2 separate regions of the Homo sapiens genome follow, and region 1 is linked to region 2. A link is a loop called in an ENCODE intact Hi-C map of the cell type or tissue named here. Cell type or tissue: MCF 10A. All regions are shown on one strand. Links, peaks and the distances in the headings refer to the core of each region. The heading gives the core; the rest is flanking DNA. Region 1 overlaps TAPBPL (TAP binding protein like). Region 2 overlaps VWF (von Willebrand factor).

Evidence for each region. Peaks named below come from ENCODE experiments on the same cell type or tissue, not always from the same donor. Only the 100,000 strongest peaks of a DNase experiment are listed, where the experiment ranks them.
Region 1: it touches region 2 in a loop (19-fold over the local background); 4 of 110 quality-filtered maps call a loop at or near these places.

Annotation. Positions count from the first base shown.
Region 1 is chr12:6,459,710-6,470,198 of GRCh38, forward strand. TAPBPL (TAP binding protein like) reads left to right here. Exons shown (of 7, transcript NM_018009.5): 6 at 1,146-1,229; 7 at 2,325-2,607. The coding sequence ends at 2,440. It overlaps VAMP1 (vesicle associated membrane protein 1), which reads right to left. Exons shown (of 5, transcript NM_014231.5): 2 at 6,516-6,642; 3 at 6,133-6,291; 4 at 5,181-5,232; 5 at 2,528-4,777. The coding sequence ends at 4,761. Among named protein-coding and RNA genes, the nearest start is that of VAMP1, 5.7 kb to the right of the region's middle. RefSeq lists a silencer at 10,450-10,489. In MCF 10A, for the core only: a CTCF peak has its summit at 5,943; DNase peaks (open chromatin) are centred at 5,942 and 8,692.
Region 2 is chr12:5,985,128-5,993,127 of GRCh38, forward strand. It overlaps VWF (von Willebrand factor), which reads right to left. Exons shown (of 52, transcript NM_000552.5): 38 at 6,692-6,891; 39 at 436-538. Among named protein-coding and RNA genes, the nearest start is that of ANO2, 44 kb to the left of the region's middle. In MCF 10A, for the core only: a CTCF peak has its summit at 3,619 (motif pointing right); a DNase peak (open chromatin) is centred at 3,654.

The sequences.
Region 1 (10,489 bases), core at 1,300-9,299, 480 kb after region 2:
ATGCTGTTGAAAGGTTTTATTTATTTATTTATTTATTTATTTATTTATTTATTTATTTTATTTTATTTTACTTTTTTTCGATACAGAATCTTGCTCTGTTCCCCAGGCTGGAGTGCAGTGGTATGATCTCAGCTCACTGCAACCTCCATATCCTGGGTTCAAGCCATCCTCTTGCCTCAGCCTCCCAAGTAGCTGGGATTACAGGCGCGCACCACCACGCCTGGCTAATTTTGCGTTTTTAGTAGAGATGGGGTTTCGCCATGATGGCCAGGCTGGTCTCAAACTCCTGACCTCAGGTGATCTGTCCGCCTCGGCTTCCCAAAGTGCTGGGATTACAGATATGAGCCACCGCACCCTGCCTGTCGAGAGGTTTTAAGCAGGAAAGGGACAGGAAAGAACCCGCAACTTGAAGTGGAAACATCCAGGAGCACTGGGCATTATTTGGTTGCTCATTAGACTGTGAACTTCCCCAAAACTGAGGTTTCACTTCAGCTCACATCATTCCCCAACTATTTACAAAATCCCAGTTAACTGGTGGTTTTTTGTTTTGCTTTGTTTTATTTTGTTTTGTTTTGAGATAGGGTCTCACTCTGTCGCCCAGGCTGGAGTGCAGTGGCACGATCTCAGCTCACTGCAAACTCTGCCTCCCAGGCTCAAGTGATTCTCCCACCTCAGCCTCCCAAGTACCTGGGACCACAGGCGCACACCAACATGCCCAGTTAATTTTTTGTATTTTTTGTACAGACAGGGTTTCACCATGTTGCCCAGGCTGGTCTCGAACTCCTGACCTCAGGTGATCCACCTACCTCAGCCTCCCAAAGTTCTGGGATTACAGGCATGAGCCACTGTGTCCAGGCAAGTTAAGTGCTAACAAATAAACCCACCTAAATCTCACTTGCAAAGCAATTTTTAAAACCTTGTCCTTAGGTGGGAAGAGGTAGAGAATTCTGTGTGGAGTAACTCACAAGTATCCAGCAACCTTGAATAAGAACAAATGCTGCTGAGTGCCTTGTTCCAGGCTCCTCAACCAGGGACTCACACACACAATCCTTAGCTCCTCCTCCCTGGGGTGGACACTGCAGGTGAGGGCTCAGCTCATGATTCCTGCGCACGATGATCCCCGCCCACGTTGCTCTCACCTACAGAGCGGAGAACAGCCTTGGGAGTCATCTTTGCCAGCAGTCTCTTCCTTCTTGCACTGATGTTCCTGGGGCTTCAGAGACGGCAAGGTAAGAGCCTGGGTGCCCTTGGCTCTGGCCCTGGCCCACCTCACCCACTCTAACCACCCCCCCGCCCAGACCAGGGTGGAAGCCCAGATGCCCCAAGCTCCAGCCACCCACCCATCACAGCCTCCTGCTTTTGAGTTTGCCCTAAATGAAAATGAAACCAGTCGTGTTCCCTCGTTTTCTCCTAGCTACCTCACTAAAGTCTGTCACTCTCCTGCCTCAGAGTAGAAAGAAAGAGTAGTCACGTGCTCCCAGAAGGACTCTAAGTCAAGTCACAGAGCTAAAAATACATGAAGGTGGCACCAGCTCATGGGGCACTGGGCCTGGCTCTGCAGAGGCCTCTGCCTTCCTTCACTGTGCACCCTGGGCTCATGCACCAAGGCAGAGAACAGGAAGAAGTGAGGGGACAAGAAGAAGGCAGAATGTCCAGATGGAGGATAAGACCAAAGAGCCAGGTTGGTGGTGTGACGGTAGGAAAACAAAGCTGGAGGAAATGGAGAAGGAACAAGTGAGGGACAATGAGGCATGGGTTGGGGCTGGGCTACCCCTCCCAAACTCAGCTCTGTCAAAATAAAAGGCCCTTGTGTCTGCTGCGACCAAGCTTTTCCACTTTCCTGTCTTTCTCCACACTGGTCCCAACTGAGCCCTGTCACCAAGCCTAGCGGCTCCAACTTGCAAAGTGTTTAAGTATGAAACAAAGGCCCTCAGAGGCACCCCCGTGGCTCCATCTCAGTTGCACCTCAGCTGCAATTAGGGTTCTGCTCCCTCGGGTGACTGCTGGGAGGTTCAGGATACCTGCAAATGCCTCACTCCCTCAGCTGCAAGGAGAGACTTCTCCTTTTTATTCGTTTCTAAAATGTGCCTAATCAATACGGTGGAACTCAGCATACCAAAACTGTACGTGAGGATGATGGGGAAAAGGGGGTAAGGGGGTGTTCACTGACAGCCTTATCTGGGCACATCCCCTGGGACAGGACAAGCAGGCCAAGGACCTAGGAAGGAGCACAGGAGGCAGATGGAAGAGGCCTGAGGGAACCTGTGCTTGTTTGCCAGTGTGAGATGCCCACGCAACTTCCTGTCTTCACTTCCTCTTACCAGCACCTACAGGACTTGGGCTGCTTCAGGCTGAACGCTGGGAGACCACTTCCTGTGCTGACACACAGAGCTCCCATCTCCATGAAGACCGCACAGCGCGTGTAAGCCAGCCCAGCTGACCTAAAGCGACATGAGACTACTAGAAAGAAACGACACCCTTCCCCAAGCCCCCACAGCTACTCCAACCCAAACAACAACCAAGCCAGTTTAATGGTAGGAATTTGTATTTTTTGCCTTTGTTCAGAATACATGACATTGGTAAATATGCCACATGCCTTTGGTGGAAGTACAACTGTTGTTATTACTCTATACAAGTATGAGATCAGGGTTAGGAAAAAAAGACAAAGAGGTGATGACAGACACACAGTGGAAACCCCACATCGTCTCATGGCAAACCGAAGAACGGGATGTGGGAAGCTCAGCTTCATTTGACTGCAAAGTCCCAGGGTTTTGTTGCACATTTGCTCATGCACATGGGTGGTGGGAGGAAAGGGGGATAGCAGAGACACACAGAAGAGGGTACAGGGTGGGTGAGAAAGAAAGTAGAAGGGCTAATACCCCCAAAGAACAAGGCCAACTACACCTGGTGAGCCTCAGAGGGACAGAAACCCAGGAATGATTCCTGTGATAGGGCTGGGAGAGCCAAGAGGACGGATTCGCTCCAGGCTTGGGACACATCGAGGACAGTGGTGGTTCTTCTCCAGCGGTGACCCCCTGCATTAGGCAAGGAGGAGCCCAGAGGAGAGTGGAGACCTTCGAGGGGGGCCGTTGGGAGGGTACTGACTGCTTTCTTCCAGCTCTTCAGTCCCGCCCTTGGGCAGGACGAAGGGAATGTGGGAAACAAGGGCGAAAGGAAAGGAAGGATGGTTTTGAGCAATGAAATGCTGCTGCATGGAAAGTGGGCATCCAGACCCTGCCCAGCATGGCCTCAGCCTCTTCCTGTTCGTGGACCGAGGGAAGAAGGAATAAAGGGCCATGGGCATTCTCCGCTCTGTTCCCAGCCTGCCCTCCTCCCCTTGCACCTGGGCTTATCCCACATTAATAGCCCATCCTGAAGCTCAGCAATTGCCCCGAAGATAGGCTGAGCAGATCCCATCCTCAGGTTCCACTGTCTATACACACAAACCATGCAAAGAGGAGGAAGAGAAAGGAGGCAAAGTAGAATTCAGACAGGAAAGGGTGGTTCAAAGGGGAATATACTACAGGAAGAACAGAGAGGCGGCTCTCAAGGAGAGGGCCCCATGACAGCACAGCAATACACAAGCACACCTGACACAGGCTGGCACGCCTCCCCCCAAGGTGGGGCTGGTGGGTCTACATGACTTCTCTGCATCCTGAGGATCGGCCGGGCCCCAGGAAGAACCACTTGCCTCATCCCTGTCTTTGGCAAGTGCACGGGTGGTGTGGAGGAAAGGATTCCATGGGTGTCCAAAGATCTCACACTGCTAACACCCTCACGCTCCTTCATCAACAGGAAGAGAGGAACAGGACCCTCTTTAACGAGGGCAAGGAGTGGCTTCCTCTGAGCTTGTTACTTTCAAATTAAGCACTTGACTCACTGTTTCTCTATAACTAACAGGCAATCTCTCTCTTTATGCCAACAATTAACTGGGAGCTAGGTTAAATTATTTGGCTAGATAAAACTACCAGCTAGATGGATTTATTTGGTGCCCTCATACAGAATGCTGTAGAAAATGTAAAGAAGAGAAAGCTCCTTCCAGCTAGAAGCACATGGGACTGCTTCTAGGATGGAAACAAGTCCTGCTATTTTCACAATCCCTAAGTGTTCTCCAGGCCTCTGGAGAACAAAGTAAAGTTGTAAGATCCCCAAAGACACGGAAAATCCTGGACGAACAGATTAGAAATAACTACAAAAAACAAGTTTTTACTTTCGAAAAGGGTACTGCACTGAAACCAAGTTGGACTTTGGTCCACCCCCAGGACCCTCTTCAGGCCTGGTCCAGGAAGGAAAGCTCCACATGACCAGGCAGTACTGAGTGAGCTGCCATCTTCCCAGCCCCTCCCTAGCTCCTACCAGTGGCCAGGTTTTCTAGAAGTCACCATGGGCACCGATACTCTTCTCCTCCCAAGTCTGGGCAGCTTCATGGGTACTTCGCCTCAGCCACTCCCCTCCCTGCCCCTTCCCTTGGCCTCCAACTCTTTGGGGCTTTGGGGGAACTTGAGAGTACAGAAAAAGCAGGCAGGGAGGAGGCGCCAGCTGTTGCTCTTCGGGTAATGACTTAGATTGTGCCACGAGCAGCATTTCTAGTGTTGAGGGACAGAGTGCAAATGAACGCAACGAAAAAGGAGGAATGGGTGATGGAGAAGCCTGGGCTGGAATGGAGGACGGTGGGTGGGGAAGTGTGTTGAGAGAGCAAACAGAGGGCAGAGGACATGAATGTGGATGGCAATGGACAACAGGGAAGGGGTGGTACATTCTCAAGTAAAAAAGTAGACTGGACACAGGAATCAGGAAGTCCCAGACGGAAAAGAGAAAGAGACAGGAGAAAACAAGAGGGTGAATTACACCAAGTTACCAGACATTCAGGTCTCTCCATTGTTAAGTGCCCCATCCCCATGGTCTCCCTCCAACCCAAGCCAGTGACACACAGCATAGCCCCACTTCCTCAGAACAGGAGGCGCCATCTCCCTGCAATGCGTTGCAGGGGGAAGGCTTGTCCATCAAAGAAATCCCTTGTCTCTGCCCTTCCCCCGTCCCGAACCAGGTGACGATCCCATAGCAGCGGTCTCCATACCTCAGTCAGAGCAGCCCCACTCCCCAGGCAGGCAGGCAGGCAGGGAGAAGACTCCAGGACCTTCCCACCTCTTCACCCCACCAGCAACTTCAGCGATACTTACTTACAATAACTACCACGATGATGGCACAGATGGCTCCCAGCATGATCATCATCTGAGGAAACATGGACAAAAAATGAGCCCTTGGATTTCAGGAATGAGGAAAAGAGCCACATCTCTAGTGGGAAACAGAATTCCTTCCATCCTTGGGACAATGGAAAAAACCACCCATCACCCAGGAGACCTGCAGGCCTCTTAGAGAGGCCCTACCCTTCTGCTTCCCAGGGGATCATAACCACAGTATGTCTGTAGCTTTTCAGATTCATCACAGGACCTGCATTGAGCTCCTTTTTGCTTAGTTCCTGGTGTCTTGGGGCTTTAGAAGGCATTCCAATAGAGATACAGACTCTGGATATTTAACCAATTAGTTCAATTTTCACTGTGAAGTGTTCAGCTCATTCTCAAAAGTTGCAGTTATTTAAAAATATATATTTCAATCTGAGAAAGCTGATTTAAAAGAAAAAGAAAAAAGTATATATATATATAAATGTATATATATGTATATATATATATAAATGTATATATATGTATATATATATATAAATGTATATATATGTATATATACATATGTGTATATATAGTGTGTGTGTGTGTGTGTGTGTGTGTATGTATATATGCCTGAGCCATTGTGCTGATGTTGGGTGTGTCTGAGGATGAGACAGGTGAAATTTTTTGCAGGCAACTCCTTTGGGGTAAAGCTCCTTAACTAACCATTCCAAACTCCTCAGGGTATCACTTTTTCCCTGATAGCGGTTCTAAATACTCTAGCCTACCCTGGTGGCCAATTCTGGGTAATGCAATCTCAAGAGGAGGCTTTCCAGATTTCCTCCCAAGCGTTATGCTGGTCAGAGAGATCCTGCACCATTAGAGGGAAGAAATGTAGAAGCTGAGGGTTTTCTTGCCTTCTACCAGTGGAAGCCCAGGAAAAGATGGAGGAGGGGACAAGAAAATTCACCTTGCAGTTTTTCCACCAATACTTCCTCTTTAGCTTGGCAGCACTGCTCTCAAATTGTGATGCTCCTGCCTGCAAGGCATCAGCTCGGTCATCCAGCTCTGACAGCTTCTGGTCCCTCTCCAGGACCTTGTCCACGTTCACACGTATGATGTCCACCACCTGAGGAGGGCACAGAAACAAAGCAGCTAAGCTTCCTGCCAGAGACAGAGGAAAGGACAACAACCAGAGAATCACAAGTCTGGCCCTGTGCAACTCTAAAGGGTGCTTTGCCTCTCAGGGCCTTTGACTATTCTCCTACGAAAAAAGGAGAAAAGATAAGAAGTTCCCTTTTGTTTCCAAACTCCTAGATTTGGAAACTTTCAGAGAAACAGCTATCTACCTACCTCCTCCACTTGTGCCTGGGTTTGCTGTAGTCGTCTGTTACTGGTCATGTTAGGAGGAGGGCCAGGGGGACCCCCACCTGGGGCAGTCCCTTCTGTCCCTTCAGCAGGTGGCTGAGCTGGAGCAGACCTGTGGAAAGACATGTGCAGAGTACACAAAGTGACCAAGACAAGAAAGGAGCTGGGCGTGGTAGCACACACCTGTAGTCCCAGCTACTCAAGAGGCTGAAGTGGGAGGAGCGCTTGAGCCCAGGAGTTCGAGGCCAGCCTGGGCATCATAGCGAGACCCCATCTCTAAAAAAACAGACAAAAAGAAAGGACTCACATGCATCCTCACCCCAAACCACTTAAACAATTATGATTAGGCTATACAAAACTAGAATGGATTCTTGCTCCTTGGCAATCTGAAGTAGGGAGACAAACCATAGAGGCAAGAAGTAAAAGATGAAAGACTCTGCAACAACATTTGGATGGGGTTCAGGGACATCCAGGATGGCATCAAGACATCTCATCTGGGGCTATCCTTTGACTCAACTCAAACAAGTCCTCTGCCATGATGGCTACAGGGACATATGGCCTAGCCTTGTCCTAAATGGCATTTCCCCGCTGATATGGTTTGGCTGTGTCCCCACCCAAATCTCAACTTCAATTGTATCACCCAGAATTCCCACATGTTGTGGGAGGGACTCAGGGGAGGTAACTGAATCATGGGGCCCATCTTTCCGGTGCTATTCTGGTGATAGTGACGAAGTCTCATGAGATCTGATGGGTTTATCAGTGGTTTCTGCTTTTGCTTCTTCCACATTTTCTCTTGCTGCTGCCATGTAAGAAGTGCCTTTCACCTGCCGCCATGATTCTGAGGCCTTCCCAGCCATGTGGAACTGTAAGTCCAATTAAACCTCTTTTTCTTCCCAGTCTTGGGTATGTCTTTATCAGCAGCATGAAAACAGACTAATACAGTAAATTGGTACCAGTAGAGTGGGGTGTTGCTGAAAAGATACCCAAAAATGTGGAAGCGACTTTGGAACTGGGTTAACAGGGAGAGGATGGAACAGTTTGGAGGGCTCAGAAGAAGACAGGAAAATGCGGGAAAGTTTGGAACCTCCTAGAGACTTGTTGAATGGCTTTGACAAAAATGCTGTTAGTGATATGAACAATAAGGTCCAGGCTGAGGTGGTCTCAGATGGAGATGAGGAACTTGTTGGGAACTGAAGCAAAGGTGACTCTTGTTATGTTTTGGCAAAAAGACTGGCAGCATTTTGCCCCTGCCCTAGAAATTTGTGGAACTTTGAACTTGAGAGAGATAATTTAGGGTATCTGGCAGAAGAAAAGACGCAGTACTAAAGAAAAAAACCATTTTTTTGAGAAGAAATTCAAGGCAGCTGCAGAAATTTGCATAAGTAGCAAGGAACCTAGTGTTAGCCCCTAAGACCATGGGGAAAATGTCTCCAGGCCATGTCAGAAGCCTTCATAGCAGCCCCTCCCATCACAGGCCTGGAGGCCCAGGAGGAAAAAGTTATTTTGTGGGCCAGGCCCAGGGTCCCCATGCTGTGTGCAGCCTAGGGACTTAGTGCCCTGTGTCCCAGCCGCTCCCACTGTGGCTGAGAGGGGCCAATGCAGGGCTCGGGCCGTGGCTTCAGAGGGTGGAAGCCCCAAGCCTTGGCAGCTTCCACATGGTGTTGAGCCTGCAGATGCACAGAAGGCAAGAACTGAGGTTCGGGAACCTCCGTCTAGACTTCAGAAGATGTATGGAAACGCCTGGATGTCCAGGCAAAAGTTTGCTGCAAGGGCAGGGCCCTCATGGAGAACCTCTGCTAGTGTAGTACAGAAGGGACATGTGGGGTTGGAGCCCCCACACAGAGTCCCCACTGGAACACTGCCTAGTGGAGCTATGAGAAAAAGGTCACCATTCTCCAGACCCCAGAATGGTAGATCCACTGGTAGCTTGCACCGTGCGCCTGGAAAAGCCACAGACACTCAATGCCAGTCCGTGAAGGGAGCCAGGAGGGAGGCTGTACACTGTAATGTCTGTCAGCTCACCCCTTTTTATATTCAAGTTATTGGTTATGGTTATTGGTTTATATGCCCAGTTATTGGTTATGCTTCACACAAGATGAGGAAATCAGGGCTGCCATAAGGGCAGCTTGGAAAATCACCAAAGGCAAAGTCTATGTAGGTGGAGTGAGTCAGGACTGTTTGTTTGCTTTGTTTTTGGCAGAGAAAATGGGGGTTTCACTTAGATAGAATCTGGGGCCCAAAGCAATTACATTAGTTATGGAAACTGTTCCAAGAGCATAGACAGGAAGCAAAAATGCTAGAAATTGTCCTCAATGTGCATGCATTATAGACATTCTGTCCCTTCCTTTTCTGGATTTGACAGTCTCAGATGACTCCCTTGGTTACTTACATCCCAAAGAGAGATCTTGGTTTACTGTACTATACACACAGAGAATGTTCTCTCATTCTGTACCACTCAAAGTTAGTGTGTGGTCTTCAAGACAAACTCCTCTCCATGTCCCAAAACATGGAGGCTAAACTCACCTCCTAAAGAATTCCCAGAAGTATAACCTAAGTCATGAGATGTTCTCGGCCAAGGAAGCACCCACAGGCAGGGGGGAGATCTCTCAAATTTGATGGAGAATAGAAATTACAGTAAGAACTCCTCAAACAGAAGCAGAATCTCACCAAACATACTTCACAGGAGCAGTCCAAGAGTAAATGCAACAAAAATGAAACCACAAAGTCACCTAAAAGGAAATTATTTGACTAATTACAATAGAACTAATACCCAGAAGCTCATTCTCCTTGATTAAGTGAATTTCTTTTAGTCTAAAAAGATAGAGAATAACTCCTCAGAGAGGCTATGGTAGCAGATTACACCTGACTCATTCCCCATTTGAAGAATCACTTTTCCATTTCCCTCTAAGGTGCAAAGGAGGTAAAGCAAAGATAGACACAAAGTCATGGGAGCCACAAGACTCTTGTCCTGCCACTGAGCTAGCTAAGCAATCTAGCTCTCGACTTAAGGCAGAAAATTCAATGAGTAGGTAGCAGCCAGTGTTGGAAGCAGTCCAGGATGGTAGCACCAATGACAAGATTAAGGTCAGAGACCTCGTGATGCCCCGCTAGCCACCACGATTTTTCTGTTGCCTTCTGTTCATCCCACGTAGATACTATCTGGAAGCCCCCTCCCCAAAATGAAAACAACTGGAATTCTACGGCTTGCCCAAAATGCATAGAACACTCATATCTGGTTAAAACCATAGAAATCAAAAAGAAAAAGTGAAATGGCTATGAAGTATTTGCAAGGCCAATTTCACTTACTACTTGTTGGGAGTTGGAAACACTCAACAGTAAAATATCTAGGGATAATTACAACCCTTATGTAACACAAGTAAATCTTTCCCTTTTTTGTCACTTAGAGAAGCAACATAAATACATCTAGGACCAGGCCAGGGTAGTAATCAGAAAGAAAAATCTGTATTAGACATATTGAGGTCTTGACAGAGAAGTACTTCGTTTGTTTAGCCGTAGTTTTCCCTCAAGATCATGCGAAGGGGGTGATGTTGAAGACTGCTGGAGACTAAACTGTGTGTGTTGGAGGAAAGGGGGAAAGCTCAGCTCTCCCTATTTCTCCTCCAACTATTTGGTAAGACTCGGTGATAGAAAAACATCTCCTATACGAATGGCCTTGGTATGAACAGCCGCTTGGGATGACAGGCCACTATCCCACTACCCCTTGAGTCTTTCTGAGCTGCTCACCTGGTGCCAGAGAACTGGCAGATAAGTTTCTGCAGCTTTGCTCACTGCCATGAGGGGGGCTAGACATCACACTTTGGGTGAGGGGTAAACAAATCCAGAGATTGTAGGGCAACATAAGTTACCAACTGGCAGTTGCACCCATGACTGTCTTTCCTGAGGCGCTGAGTAGTGATTTAGCCAGATGACAGAAATACCTTTCGAGTCCCCTGCCCAGT
Region 2 (8,000 bases), core at 1-8,000:
GAGGAACGGCCACAAAAGTCAGAGAAATTAGTGGTGGGACAGCCTCAGAGGGATTTGAAATGTTCTTGCTCACTGAAAACTAGTAGGAGTTCTGTACGGTCATCCCACAAGGATCCAGGCCACGGGACCTCTGACAGATGAGTGTCCCCATGTTCCTGTTGACACCCTCACATTTACCCTCCAGGGGACTCTTAAGTCTGACCGTTGCTGGGGACCAGAGGCGAGGGTTAATCTGAGAATGTCGACCCCAGGTGCAGAATGGGGCTCCCAGGCCCAGTGATGGGAAATGCAGGCTGGGCAAGGAAGCCCACCCACTCTAGGACTCTAGGTGCCAGTGTTTGAGTCTGCTCTGCCAGAGGTGAAGATGGGTGGCTGGGGGGCCTTGCAGGGGCCCTTGTTCCTCCATGAAGGCACCAGGGAGGGGAGGACTCTCACCTTTGGCCGTGGGGCAGGGCTGCGTTGTGCAGTTGACCTTCCGCCCGCTGAGGCATGTGCAGATCTGACAGGGCTGGTGGTCCGGGACCCAGGCTTCCAGGAACTGAGGGCAAAGCGAGGTTCAGAAAGGGCACAGGACATTCTAGGTACGAAGCCCAGAATTCACAGAGGTCAGCTCTCCCTGCCTCCGGCAAGGGCCAGTCCCTGACCCAGCCCTCTGACAGAGCCTCACAGGCAAACAAAAGCAGGCTGAAAGGAGGTTGTGAGGTTCTAATGGCTTTCAGAAAGGTGGTTGCCACATTGCTTTGTAAACTAACATGCGGAAATTTTCACTACAGCCTTCTCTGTTGGCAGTGCTAAAACCAAGCAAAGAAAGAAAAATGAGAGTTCTTGGATCGCACTGCTAGTCATTTCTCAAGCCAAAGGAGAAATTGGGTTGTTGCTTGGGGAAAAAAATCCATTTATTTCTGAAATTGACTTCAGACAATAGGGTAGGAAGAGCGGTGGGGAGGACAGCAAAACTCTTGAAAGCATCACATTCTTGATGCCCGCAGTGACTTTAGAGGCCTGAGTGCAGTTCTCTGATTTTTCAAATGGGAGACGGCCCAGGGCAGAGAGCAGCCTTCTCGAAGGTACACACAGCCCCACAGCACAAGGCTTTGAAGTCAGGAACTCCTGAACTCTAACAAAGGCTGCATTCCGCTGTGCCTCAGTTTCCTCACCTGTAAAATGAGCGTACTCAAGCCTGCCTTGCAGGACTGTTGTAAGGAGTGAGAAACTGTGATTAGCACAGGGTACACAGCAAAGAGCTCCACTAATAAGAAGCAGAGCCAGGACTCAGTCTCCCTCTGGATTCAGCCATAAAGTTAAATTTAAACTTAAAATTAAATTCAAGTGAAATTGCCCCTGAAGAAACACATTCTTATCCAGTAGCTCAAAGGCCTCTAAGAAGTTCCCAGGTCAAGAAGGTCTTACTTATTACTTCCACAGTCAGCAATCAGTCAGCTAAGAAGGAAGATCAAATACCCACAAGTAAGGCCCCCTTCCCCCAAAGTGCCCTGCCCTCCTTCAGGATTAACCCCTCTGGTCCTGCCCTTGACACCTTTCACTCACTCAATAAATGATAGCAGCTAACATTCAGATGCCACCTGCTGTGTGCCACTGTGTTGAGGACTTTATTTAAATCACTCATGTAATCCTCACTGCAGTCCTACGGTGAGGATATGTTTTACCACTGCCCTCACTTTTCCAATGAGAAAGCTAAGGCACCTGCTAGGTTCCCACAGGCACAGCGACAGAGTGAGGATTTGAATCCAAATCCATGGTTTGTTTCTTTGTTATTTTATGTTTTGGTTTTTGTTTGTTTGTTTGTTTGTTTGTTTTGAGACAGAGTCGCACTCTCTCGCCTAGACTGCAGTGCAGTGGCATGATCTCGGCTCATTGCAACCTCTGCCTCCCGAGTTTAAGTGATTCTCCTGCCTCAGCCTCCCAAATAGTTGGGACTATAGGCATGTGCCACCATACCCAGCTAATTTTTGTATTTTAGTAGAGACAGGATTTCACCATGTTGGCCAGGCTGGGTCTCGAATTCCTGACCTCAAGTGATCCACCTGCCTCAGCCTCCCAAAGTGCTGGGATTACAGGTGTGAGCCACTATGCCCGGCCCAAATCCATGGTTTTAAACCACCATGCTCTGCTGCCTCCCACAGGTAACTAATAATAAATATGTTCAAGATATTTTTCTAAGAGTTTTACATTTATGTACTTTATTTTCCTAATAATAACACTACCAGATAAGTAGTAGTATCTATATTTACAAATAATGAAACTGAGACACCAAGAAGTTAAGAAATTTGACCAAGTGGCACATCCAGGCTTCGAACTTAGCATTCTGGCCCCAGACACCACAGGCCTAGCCTCTTGCAGCACAACTGCTTCTCATCAACAGACACAGTGCCCATCGTGGGCAGGTCTGAACACACCATCCTAGCCCTCGAATGGCTGACAGTCAGGTTGAGGAAATAAGACTCATTCGTGAAAATCTGAATGAGAAAAATAAATTGTGATACACACACACCGTGGAATACCACCTAGCAATGAGAAGGAGAAAACTATCAAAACAGACAGCATCATGGATGAATCCCAAAAGCGTTATGCTGGGTGAAGGAAGCCAGGCAGAAAAGAAGTGCGTAGGCATGATTCCATTTATGTGAAATTCCAGAAAATGTAAACGAATCTATAGTGACAGAAAGCAGACCAGTAGTTGTCTAGGGTTGAGGGATATATTTAAAAGGGCATAAGCTAACCTTTGGGGGATGGAAATTCATTATCTTGGTTATGTCAATGGTTTTATAGGTGTGTACATATGTCAAAACCTATCAAATTGTACACTTTAAATATGTGCTGTTTGTGGCATGTAAATTATATCTCAATAAAGCTATTTGTAAAAATAAAAAATAAAAGAGCAGTAAGAGTGCAAAAGGAGAGTCCACTAAGATTGGGCACTCCAGAGAGTCTCACAAGGGTGCACCTATGAAGCACAGGAAGACTTGGGCAAAGGGGAAAGGAGGAGGAATTCCAGGTGGGAAACAGCTAACAAAGGCACAGACGAAGGAACACTCCCGCAGTGCCCGGCATCACAGGTGAGGCAGGTGGCTGAAGACAATGGAGGAGGCCCTGCCTCACAGAGAAGAGCTAAATAAAGACAACCCTGGCGACAGCATGCAGGACGGAAAAGGGAAGGACTAGGAATAAAAACCAGAAAAGACACAGCGGCTGCCACTCCAGCTGGGAAGGTGGAGGGAGGGGCCCAGGGCGCTGGCCTCGGAGGGCTGGGGCAGGGGGTCGAATTGGCAGACATGAGGGGATGCGGAAGGAGAGAGTCATGTTCTGTATATGTTTCAGTGTTCTTTTTTCTCTCCTTTTAAACGCAGACCTCAGATATTTAAACTCAAGAATAAATCACACAATTTTCCAACTATCCTGAGAATGGGTAACACACAACAGATGACCAAAAGCAGGTGTCCAACCTCCTCCGCTGGGGATTTTCATTTCCCAGGAAGCTTAAGGCCTGCCCAAGGCAGGGAAAAGAATAAAAATTAAAAATTTAAAAAACAAGCTAAGGCCAAGCTTCTAAAAGCAACCGTAGTGGCTCTCCAGGCCTGGCCAGGCTATGCAGCAACGCGGCCGGCAGATGGCACTGCTGCACAAGCCCAGGCCAACTGCAGGCAGGCAGTCGCAATCGCCAGGTTCCAGGGCCCAGGCGTGACTATCACCAGGCCAGAACCGGTATGAGAGCCAGCAGGAGTTAAAGTCTGAATGAAGGTGACAAAAGATCGGCCTGCAGAGAATAAGGTGGGAAAACTGACATTTTCAAGGCCCAAGGTCAAAGAAGGACACAAGCAATTCATCATGCACCACCCACCACCAGCCAATGTGATGGGGGATGCAAATGAAATGCAAACACTGAGCCCAGCTAGGGACAGCAGAGACTAAGGGAGAGGGAAGGAGGCTACGGGCCAGAGCTTCTGGGCCATGGACAAGGTTCCTGCTAAACTTGTGCCTGTCACTACAGCACCCACCACCACCAGCAGCTCCACTGAGCCAGGGACAGCCTGTGCAGGCTCTTGGTCCCTTCTGATCCTACTCCAAAGACTCACCTCTTTAGACTCTGTTTTGTAAAATAAACAAGAGCTATGAAAACTAGTGAATATTTTGCTCTTCTGAAATTACTACAATAGTTTTATACCCTAGTTTATTTCCCTTAATAAAAGGTTTTCTGGGCTTTATTTTTCAGTTTAAAAAAAAAAGTTTCTTTAATGGAAATGTTCTTCACATTAGGTTTTTATTCTTTCTCTGCTTTGAAAGTCAAAGTTGAAAATGCACGTGGCTGGATATGATGTTTGTTTTCATTCATTTAAACTGTATTTTCTGAAATCACTAAAAGTGGCTGTGTTGTTTTCAAAGTTTTCAATTAACTAATTTTATTTTACCTGATTTTAAAATATATTTATAAGACGGTTTCTACATCCAAAATATTTGGATGGAAACTTTATACAACTTGAATGCATATTCTAATGTGTTGGACTGAAGATGAGGCGGGCAGTGAAAGGGGAAAATAGCACCAGAAAGGAGAAGCAAAGGATAGGGGTTTGGAGACACTAAGATAAAGTTCACAGTCTTCCTGCTCTCAGGACCTTGCAGACATTTGACACTCATGAGCCAGAAATGCTGCAAACTTGAGCTCACTTCTCATCACAGAACGCCAAGGAAAAGATCATTTCTGTCTCCTTCTGAGAGCAAGCATTTTGCCACTACTAGTAAAACCGGTCTGAAATTACCACAGGTTTCTAGCCCCATATGTAAATTGGTCCACATCATTCAAGCCCTGCAGGAGCTCAGGAGCTATACAAATCAAGGAGAGGAATATAAGGTTTTGTCAACTCATTTAGGGAATATCACAGAACAGGCAATTACTTAACTTGGCAAGTTGAAATATGGCAGTAGAGTAGGACTTTAGCTCATCTATTCCACGGTGAGGACAAATTGGATCCACTAGGACAAAGCCCAACAACTAAACTAGAGCAGATGAGATCACTATAAGTGACTATAAGTAATAGCCCTAATGGATACCCATGCTCCAATGAACATGAGTTAGCCCAGAGTTCAGCTCACAGTTCCAGTGAGGTCAATGGCAGGGCTAGGACACTATAGGATGACTGATGTTATGAATATAAATCCCAGCTTTATCACCTCATGCCATTGAGCCTCAGTCTCATCCATTCAATAGGATGTGCGATTATGACCCTATAGAGCTTTGGGGAGAATCATATAAAATGGTCCCTATCCTGGCTTATAACATCAGGGACAGAATAGTGTAGTTACTGAAATGTTGTTTTCACTATTCTGCAGGCTGGTTAGCTACATTTACCATGAGTTCTCCTATTCGTGGTTGAACATAGTGGTAAGTCACTCTACTTGGTCCACTTAGCAAGAATGGTCCTCCTTGGCGATGAAGACATTAGGTCTTGAGTGCAGTCCATGATCACAAAACACATTCTCCTTTCCTAGAAGCCAAATATGCTTCTATCTCTACCACGGTCTGTAGTATCACTGTCAAGCATGAAGGACAGGGCCACTGCACACATTCACATGTACACGTTCACATGTGCACAGACACACACTGCCCCAGATCCTACAAATATACACGGGGTCAACTTTGAAGAGAGATGACAGCCATTTTAGGCCAAGACGGAGGAGTCTGGTAAATATGCTTTCAAAATACACTCAATAACTCCCATAGAGCTAAAAAAAAAAAAAAAAAAAAAAAAAAAAAAAAAAAAAAAATTTTGATGACTCAGTGACTCCCAAGCAAATCAGCCCAAAAAAGATGCAGCAAAAGGGCCATTTCATATAGTGGAAAGAGCCAGATCTTTGGAGTCACATAGAGCTTCAAATTCTGAGATCAACTCCATTACTTATAAATTGTTTCCATGGGTAACTTACTGAGCTCTTTAGGTCTTAGTTTCTTCATAGGATTTTTGTATTTATGAGTGACACAGGATACAATAATGTATTCTGTGGAATCCCAGTCCCAAGGGATTCTCACACACACACACACACACACACACACACACACACACACGCATGCACACACACGCTCCATGATCAAATAAGTTTGAGAAACAAAAACTCTCTTAAATATCTGCAAGGTACAGTAGTATATTAAAAAGACTAAAGAGTTCTGCAATAAAGAAACCTGTTTAACTATGGTTAGCTGGTGTTCTTTAAACTCACTTGACCACAAGTAACTGTTAATACCCTGCAAAATACACCTTTGAAAAACACTAAGATAATGAATATATTGGGTTTAGCACAATCAAGGTACATAATCTCTCTTAACAATGGCAGACATTATGACACAAAATATTCTTTTCCCTTTCCCTCCTGGATTTCTGTATCATTCTGCTTAAATGACTATAATCATAAAGACAATAGTAATAACAATCATAATAATAATGTGGTAACAACACTTTGATGTTTAATCCCACAGATAATACATGACAGACGCAGGATTTGAACCAAGAGCTATCTGAATGCAAGGCCATTACACAATACTGCCTCCCTATCCCTAATGATCCCCGTAAGAGTCAACCCTGCTGCCACAGTTGGAAGAGGCCAATCACTGGTGAACATATCTCCCTTTTGACCCAAGAGGGAAGCAGCCCCATGGGAAGTGAAAGGCCCAGGCTCCTACCTGGTGCTGGACTCCATCCTCACCAATGCACTGAGTGCAGGCCTCTTCAGGGACACAGCTGCCTTCCAACATGACTTTATCTGGAGGGCAGAAACAGCCTTCGGAGGGATGGTCCCCACAGGAGCTCACGTTGCCATCACAGTGCCGGGGACAGCCATGCTCACAGTGGTTGTAGACCAGAGATGGTGGGCATGACATAGCTGTAGACAGAGAAGGAGGTCACTTGCAAAGGCCCACACCAGCCAGAGTGAAATGGGCACAGCTGATTCAACATGGTTAATCATCAGACAAACTTGCCAGGGCAGAGACGGCTATTTTCCACCAATCTTCATCCTCCCCACCTTCCATAGAAACAGAACTTTAGGCTGGGCATATGACCACCAGAATGAGGACTATATTTCCCAACCTTTCTTGCAGCTAAGTGTAGTCACATGACTAGTTCTGCCCAATGAACTGTAAAAGAAAGTATAGTATCCCATGGCAGCTTCCAGGAGTCCATTTTAAAAGACAGCTATGCATGCTCCTTGTCCCTCTTCCCTCCTTCCCTCAGCTTCCTCCTTGGAGCATGAATGTGATGGCTAGAACTCCATCTTAGACCATGAAGAAAAAGACCACACCCAACTGAGGGCAGAGCAAGGAACTAGAATCCAGTTTGAGGCCCAGAATCAGCTGGAGCCACCGCCTCCGATCAGTTGTATGACAGAAAATTTTAATTCTCTGCTACTAGCAGCCAAATCTAGTCCTAACAAATGTTGTGAACCTGTGTGTCCTTAGTAGGTTTTGTTGTCCTTTTTTGAATACATATGTCTTTTATGCTTGAAAAGCATCTTTAAATTAGGAATACACAGCTTAGAACTGCCTTGGGAGAGAAGCTACAAGGTGATTCATTTCCCTCGTTCTGATTCGCTCAACAACTTCCTCACATCCTCAAGGCACCAAGGCAGGCAGGTGATGGACGAAGTTTCCAAGGATTTGGAGCACCAAAGATTTCCCTCTGTGTGCACAGTAAATAACCAGGAGGTACACAAAGAAATCAGTATGCAGAGAAAGTGCTTCCAGTAACTTAGAAACTAACATTTGCCCCTTGATTTGCAGGCTGATTGGGAGGAGGCAGTATCATCCACATGGCCTCAGAAAATCAGAGCCCTAAGGAACCTACAGGTTATCTAGGCCAACTATCTCATTCTAGGATGCAGAAACTGAGGTCCAGAAAGACTAAGAGAACAGTCCATCCACCAGCTGAGCTGGGACTAGGATGCCCAAGTCCTCCAGACCCAGCTCAGAGCTGCTGACAGTTCCATGATGATAA